Linked DNA regions of Mus musculus: region 1 is linked to region 2. The links are chromatin loops, found by intact Hi-C in ENCODE. Cell type or tissue: gastrocnemius. All regions are shown on one strand.

What was found. A loop is a pair of places that touch in the nucleus more often than their neighbours do. Peaks named below come from ENCODE experiments on the same cell type or tissue, not always from the same donor. Only the 100,000 strongest peaks of a DNase experiment are listed, where the experiment ranks them.
Region 1: a loop joins it to region 2, with 5 times the contacts of the local background. A loop is called at or near these places in 1 of 42 quality-filtered maps.

The regions. Positions count from the first base shown.
Region 1 is chr3:99,292,783-99,296,782 of GRCm38, reverse strand. The region is part of intron 1 of Tbx15 (T-box 15); the gene reads right to left. Among named protein-coding and RNA genes, the nearest start is that of Tbx15, 41 kb to the right of the region's middle. In gastrocnemius, no CTCF peak of the experiment used is centred here; a DNase peak (open chromatin) is centred at 2,355; H3K27ac peaks cover 3,829 bases.
Region 2 is chr3:99,820,802-99,824,801 of GRCm38, reverse strand. No RefSeq gene overlaps it. Among named protein-coding and RNA genes, the nearest start is that of Spag17, 63 kb to the left of the region's middle. In gastrocnemius, no CTCF peak of the experiment used is centred here; no DNase peak of the experiment used is centred here; H3K27ac peaks cover 3,888 bases.

The sequences.
Region 1 (4,000 bases), 530 kb after region 2:
CCTCTGTGTAGATTGACTTGGGAATCCCAGAGTCAGCATATTATTCCTAACCCAACCCCTAACTCCTGGGGTAATCTGTACATGGTCACTTGATCCCACCGGCTCCTTGATCAAGAACTTGTCTACATGAGCCTCCATCTTTCCCCAGAACTACCTACCTTGAAGGGTCAGAATGACCTTTGAAGAGACAGTGTCCTCCAAGTATGTCAGCAATTCAGAAGCTGACAGCTTCTAAAATAGCTGCTGTGTTTGTGTCTATTGCTCTCTGAAGGAGTGGCAGTGTCATTAGCCTCTGCAGGATTTCCATGCCAAAGTCACGCCTTCCCTTCTCCCCATAAGGCTCCACACTGCCTCTTGCCTCCCGGCCTGGGAAGACTTGGAGCCCAGAAGCCATGGCATTTAAGCACTGTCAGAGCTCCCACTTCAATTCCCGTAATGGTGCCAGTTCAGCAACTGTCATGATGACCAAGCCCGAACTGTATTTAGAAGCTTTGGGCACCGTACCATGTTCCAACCCATCTCAGAGTAACAAGAGATTTCCTGAGCTCCTGGGCTTGTGATTCAAGGTCCCCTCCTCCAAGGGAGTAGGGAGTTCAAGATAAATTTCTGATGATCTGTTTTCTCCTCAGAAAGAGGACTCCAGTTTTCCATGAATGTTATTATATAATACAACTTTGAATAACCATACTTTTTAAAGTAAAGTTTGCGAAAGATGACCAAAGAGAGAGAATGATAAAAATCACTCAATACAAGATTAGTACTGTTCACATGGACAACTGATACAAGGATAAATTCCCCTGAAAATACATTTTGAAAGTGCTCAGGATATATATATATATATATATATATATATATATATATATATGGACTTTATGAGACAGTGATAATAACTCAATTCATCTTTTTAGCAGCTTCTATGTCCCTTTTTAAAGTATTCTAGTAGAGTCCCATAATAGTTTCAAGATAATTCTTTTAGCGATAAGAGACAGTTTTACACACTTACACTTTAATACACTGTCTTCCACCCAAAAAGTGGGGGTGCAGTCTGATCATTTATACCACTAATTGTGTAGGCTGTCAGTTTGGGGGCTTGCTGCATGCAGAGGGTCTCTAGGCTCTCAGTGATGATAAACCACAAGAGAAAAGAAGACTGACCCCCAACTCTCCACCAACTGTCTCTAACCAGAGTCCCTCATAGGTACCCTGTCATTTAAAAGGCAATAGTGTTTGGCCTTTCCCCATTTCTGGGCAAGGAACCAACATTCAGAGAATGTGGTTTTAGGATCATGGCATCTAATCCATTCAAGGATTACCCGCCCCAAGTCCTGCTCAGATGGCCGTGTTACTCATTGCCTCCCTTTGTTCTATAATAAATCCAACCCTGGCTAATTCCAAGCCTCTATGCATCACTGAAGTTTAAAGATGGCATTTTGACAGGTCAGATATTTAGAAGTAGTGGACCACCAACCACTCAAAAATTTTAAGTCATTTTAGAAACACATGGAAATCATTTTCCCCAAGAATTCACAAGTCAGGAGGATGGGATCTTATTGATGGCATATGAGCTGTTGTATATGTTAAATTTTTATTGTATGTACTATCATCTTTGTATAATCTAAGTTGACTTAACAATGAAGGTGGGTTTTCCTTATTATATGAAGTATTACATGAGTGTTATCAAGTACAAATATAGCACTCAGTATAGAGCGCCCTTATAATAAAAGCAATAAAAGCGTAAGATAAGACTATAAATAAATGTACCATGAGAATCTATTTAAAATTCAAATGTCATTCGTAAGGTTATTTCATAGAGATCAGATATTCAACTATATTTTCAAGACCATATCTCATGTAGCCCAGGCTGGCCTGATCATCCTGCCTCAGTCTCCCAAAGTAACACAGGTAGTTTTCCTACCTGCATCTTTCTTCCCCCCTTCATCTTCATGGTAACCACATATACCTCTGACATACAAGTCAGATCCTTCAGGGAAGTCAGGGAGATGTGCTATGTATAGTCAGGGGCTTTTTCGTTTTAGACTCCGTAGTTATACTTTCTCACTCTTCTTCCCAAAGTCTCAGTAAAGCATCAGTGGCACAGAAACTCGGTGCTCACTAGTTTCTTACTCTCATTGGCCAAAACCACACCAACTTTGCTGTTGTAAAGAGAGACACACAGTTCCTTGGCCAGAAATATGCTCTCTGGACTCTGTGGGTGACCCCACAACCTCAGAAACTCCTATCCCATATCCTCTGAGGCTGTGTGTGTGTGTGTGTGTGTGTGTGTGTGTGTGTGTGTGTGTGTGTGTCACTGGCACTGAGAAGCAGCAACTAGGCACAGCAGGTGGTGGGGCTGCCCATGCCAAGGCTTTCCTAAAGGCTGTGGTGGCCCAGTCTGCCAGAGGAAAGGACACTGTGGTGAGCTCAATTTGTCTACTGCAGAGAACCTCCTTGCCCTGGTGGCTCAAGGTCTATTTTTACCACCTGGTGACACTGAAGACGCTTTGCTGTCATCAAAGTGAATGATAAATCAAGTCAACTCTGAATTATTCATCATTTTCCTGTGAAAAGGAACCTTGGATTTGAATCTGAAAGCAGAAGAGTGAGCCCGGGTTCCTTCCCTTCAGAAAGATGTCACCTGAAGGAAGCTACCTTCCCTGGCCAGTGCTCTGCCCCCAGCTGTGAGGAGTGCCCACATTGCCACATGCCCAATGTGATGAGTCACCAGAAGAGCACAATAATGCACATGAAGCACTTTGTAAACTGTAAATGCACTTGCAAATGCCCATTATCAACATCACAGCTAATCTTTTTCCCTCACAGCAATCTCTTGATGAACTTCAAACACTGCTAAAACTGAGCGCCACGTCCATTCGTCCATTCGAGATGAAGAAATTGAGACTTCGGGAGGGAGCAGTGTGGCTCAGTGGGATTCCAGTTCTCTGGATTCTGCCTACTTCCTCATGCTCATGCAGCTCACTCCCCCTTCCCATCACAACTCCCCAGTGTGAAGTGCTTCATTTCCTATTGCTAGATAGCTATTGCCTGGTTTGTACAATGGAGACGATAAGCATTTGCTTCGGTGAAGCGAAGCTCTAGACAAACTTCTCCCAGTGTTTCGTCTCAAAGCCTGAATTCTGTAAGGTGTGACCCAGTCACAAGGTATCTTGTGGTAGACTAGAGACTACAGGCCAGGGCTGCTAGCAATAGACTCACTCAACTTGCTCCATTGACCCCTGTATCACCTCCCCAGTGGTGACCCATTGGAGAAACCATGGTGCAAACTTGTTCCATACGACACTAAGTGCATTCTGCTTTAATCTGATTTTCTACTCATCTGCATGCAAAGCAGCCATTTGTTCATAAGGAAAAAAAATAACATTTCTCAATGGGGACAATCTGGTATCTCCTTCCAGTGGGAAGACAAATGCTTTCCATGGTACAAGTCATCTACTCATTGATGGTGGCAGTTGGGGGCTCAGAATTGAGACCCATGAAGCCAAATTTAAGATCAAAGGAGAGAGTAACAGATTGATTCGTGATGTCTTTCAGGAACAGAGGAGGACAGAGGAGCGGCATTAGTGCCAGGTGTTCACTATGGCAGTCTTTCTAAGGTCTCTACTGAAGACCACCTGGGCTCACACAATGTCCCTTTTACCTGCTTTCAGAGAGTAAAGTCCACGATGTCATTGTCCATACCATGTGTTGCTCTTTCCAAGTGGTCCAGGTTTTCCAGGGGCCTCTGAGAAGCCACTAATCTTTCTTCTCTGGTGATAAGGTCATCACGTTAACGAACGTCTGCTCTGACACAGTTGTGGTTTTAATGGAGAACTAATGTCTTCGTCAGAATCTATGCTATTTCACACTTCATTTCCTCCTCAGCTCTTGGATGGAAACCATCGGTCCTGATGATTTACTTTGTGGGAGTTTCCTTCTCTGGGGATTGCCACGCAAGCATTCTCAGGGCTCCAGCTGGGGAGCACCCAGCCTTGAAACATCAGTG
Region 2 (4,000 bases):
GACATTTCCTCAAAGCTCCAACTTATTTTAACAGTTGCTAAATATGTGTTCTCATTAGAAAATCCATATAAACAAGTATGTTACACACAAAAGACACACACACACACACACACACACACATACACACAGAGTCCTGCACTTTCTCATAATCTACCCTTGATACTTGACTGCTAATAGAAATATATGCTTTTAATTTGATTAAATGTGAAATTTTTAAAAGTAAGCTATAATAGTTATAAGACTCATGGCCTGAGACTAAGGGCAAGGTACTATGACAGAAATTTCTACTTAATACTTTGTTCAAGAACCCAGAACTATATATTCTGATATATTAAATGAGAGCCTAGTCTTTGTCAAGAATGTACAGAACTCTGTTGGAAATAAGGAAAATGTCCATGTCACTCTGGGTTGTGGTCACCACTCTAATGATATGTGACATGGAGCCCCCTTTCCAAGAATGCCTGGTAATGTTCCTTCAGTTTCTCCTCTACTAAATGTACTTTAGGCAAGGTCTCATTTCTAACAGGGCTGGACAGATGTTTCAGCAGTTAAGGCTGTACTTTTGCTCTTCCAATGGACCAGGAGTCAGGTCTTGGTTCCCAAAGGTGGCTCACACTCTTCTGTAACTCTAGTTCCAGGGGATCTGATGCCCTCTTCTGATTTAGCAAACTTTAAGCATACAAGTGGTGCATAGACATACACACAGGCAAAGCCTCATGTTCATAGAACAAGATGAGTAAAGAGATCATTCTAAGGATTGTTGAAGGCAGACTTTAGAATGATCTTTTGCACAGTATCCAGTACAAAGTAGGCATGTAAAGGCTGCATAGGGTAAAAACCGGGACTCAAAAGGCCCATGATGCTAAAAGGTCATCTTTGGTGGTAGGCATATTCTTAGGATACAGAAATACCCAATGCCACTAACTACACCCAAGTAATTTGGACAATTGGTAAATGTCCTTGAGGATTCTCTCTGCCCCCTTCTTTTCTCCCCTTCCATCCAGAGAGCCCCCTGTGGCTTGGACCTACTCTCTGTGGGCTCAAATGCTTTCCCAGTTCTAGAGACGAAACTCCGACTGAAGTTAGTGGAATGAGCAGACTTGTTTTTACTCGATTTGCACAGCTCTCTTTAATGTCACTCATGCTAGGGAAAAACCATGACCTATACCATGGGACCTCTAGGTCTTACTTCTTTCCACATCACTCAGAAGGTGCCCAACAGCACTAGAAGATTACCACCACTGAAACTCACTCTGGGAGGTGAGCTGTCAATCACATTTCCCCAGCACATGAACCTGACCTCTCGCCCTTGAGCCTGGCGCCTTGGGCCAGGAAGCTTCTCCTGTGTTGTTGTCAAGTTTTCCACTGTGTCCTCAGGTCAGCCCCAAATGGCTACTATTGCTGTCCTCACACTATTTTTAGTCATAGATCAGTTATCCCTGACACGCAGTGGTGGGGATTAACAAAATGCACCCATATGCATCTCTGAGGGCTGACATGTGTGTCCCTAGCCCAAAGTAGTCTTGGGCAGTTCTGGGTAGGATTAGCAGGCTTAATTTTTTTATTATCTCTTTCTACTTCTCTTGGCAGAAAGAAAGAGGGACCTAGGCCAGAACCACCAAGATTTGTTTGAGGAATTTAGCACAAGCCTTTCTTTAACTATGCATCAGACCTTGTATTTTGCCCACACTTGATTCCTTGCAGCCCCCCGGGGTACAATTTTCCTTCTGTTGATGGAAAGGCTTCTATTGCAGACCAGGCTCTGCTTTTATGAGAACATAGAGTAATAGGTCATGCTGTGGGGATGTCCCCATCAGGAGCTCATGTGATGAAGGCTCCACATGCCAGAGGAAGGGAATTTCAGAACGCCCCGTGCCAGCTGGGAAGGCTGTACACGGCAGGGTAAGCTGCAACATAATCACATCATGTTCTGTAACCTCAGCTCTGATGCTCTCTATCCTCTTTTGACCTGAATTGAATGCAAGCTTGATCTTTAAATGCCTGTTGTTCTCAGTCTCAAGTACAGTGCTTGAAACGGCCTTTCTCTGTGGCAAGCACACCACACACCGTAACCCATACTTGCTTGGCATTTCTTTCCTTTAATGTCGTGGGTCTTCTCATGTGACAAAATGACTCTTGACTCTTATAAGAAGGTAAACGTTGGGGCAAGCAACTCTTAGAGCTTTTGTCAAATATGTTGTCAAACAAACAACAAAACCAAAACCCTTCCCTGGTTTGTTGTGTCACATGACATTTATCCCATAGTCTTTATGTGCTTTGTAGGAACTGTGTGCTTAGCTCAGAATCCCTGTGCTGGATTTTAGGAGCCTGATATTGGCCTCTGAGTCACTGCCAGTGCTAGTTCAGAGTCCTGCCTCAGAAAGTTGCTGTCTTTTGCTGGGCTGAGTGGGGTCACAGGAATCTCACAGATGGACCTACTGTCCAGGCAAAGCATGGTTTGTTCTGTACTTCCCAATAGAAAACAACTATAGTCAGAAATTCAGGTCTACTTGTGGATTTCTTTCTTAGCAACTGCCAACCACCCCTTTACTCACTCTTTCATGGTTGCAAAGCTTCAACATATAAACAGTAACTACATTTACCAAACCAAACCAACAAATTCCTTTCTTTCCTTCCTCAGGCAACACGTACTTATTAGGTATTTAAATAGCATGCTTGCCTGCCTCCTGTCTATATGTATTCTAAATGTAACAACTTTTTCCACTTAGGAGTTTATGAAAGATGAAACTGTGTCCCTTGTCCAGTTGCTGGCTGTGGATGAAGAGATTAGTTCTTCATGCCTCAGTGGTTTTTCCTTGAACACAAGATGGAAGGAAAGGGACTTTTCTCTGTGTTCTACAAGTGTTTTAGACTGACGGTCCCTGAACAAACCAGGGCATTTCTTGGACATTCTCTGGGTTCTGCTTACCCTTGGCTCACGCTGCACAGACTCCCATAACTCCTGCCACTCTGATCTCTTTCCTTGGCTGTGGCCACTTAGACACTTGGTGAATTTCTTTTTGCCTGTCACCTGCAAGCTAGTCTCTTGCCGAAGCTGCTACTCAGCTTCTGGCCTCCCACACCAGAACTCACTTCTACCTTTGTTTTTCCTCCTCCTTTTCTTGTGTTCTTTATTTTCCTTTCTGGAAATAGCTCTCCCATGTGTGTGCATGCATTGACTCACCCTGGTCTCTCACACCTGCAGACTCATCAGTAACGTTGGTCCTTGTACATTCTGGTGAATCCTCAAATCTGATTTCCTACTGTGGCCAAAATAACCCTGTATAAAGATGTCATATTGCCAATCATTATGACTTTCATTCTTTGCCTTTAATCATATCTCAAAAAATAAGGCAAGAAGAATAAAAATTATTGAAGGAATAGCATGAAAGAAGAGATGATGTTCTAGTAAGGCCAGAACACTTACAGGTAAAAACATCATGTGACTGTATGTTCAGTGTGTAAGGTCCCACCTAGTTAGTGTTGGGGTGAGAACCAGAGTCACTGGTGAAAGGGAAGTTCTGGGAACCCTCACCAGGTAAAAGACTGGGCTTGCTCTCTAAGCCCCCGAGGTATGTTATTGTACAGAGCAGTCTCGATTTTCATCCTCACTCTTGTCTTCTTTCACCAGACATTCAGGAAACTCTCTTTGGGAAATTGTCTGTGAAAGCCAGGAGGGAGTGAGATCTGCAGCACTGGCCAGAGATAGGGTCCTCGGAGGCTGATCTGTATGATCGCATCCTCAGCTTTTCCCAGGTGATGCTAAACTTGTCTCTTGTTGACTACAGTAGAGGAAGGGAGAGCATGCAGGCAGGGTGGTGGAAGCTTCTGCTTTCAGTAGTAGAGGAATATTGAGTTAGTTTTTTTTCCTTTATGTGACAATGTTACTGCCATGAAAAACAAAACTTTATAAAAAAATTAAACCACACAGGTGTTTTCTATGATCAATGAAAAAAAAAAAAGTAAGATTGAAAGTTGTATGTATCCTATGACTTCAGTC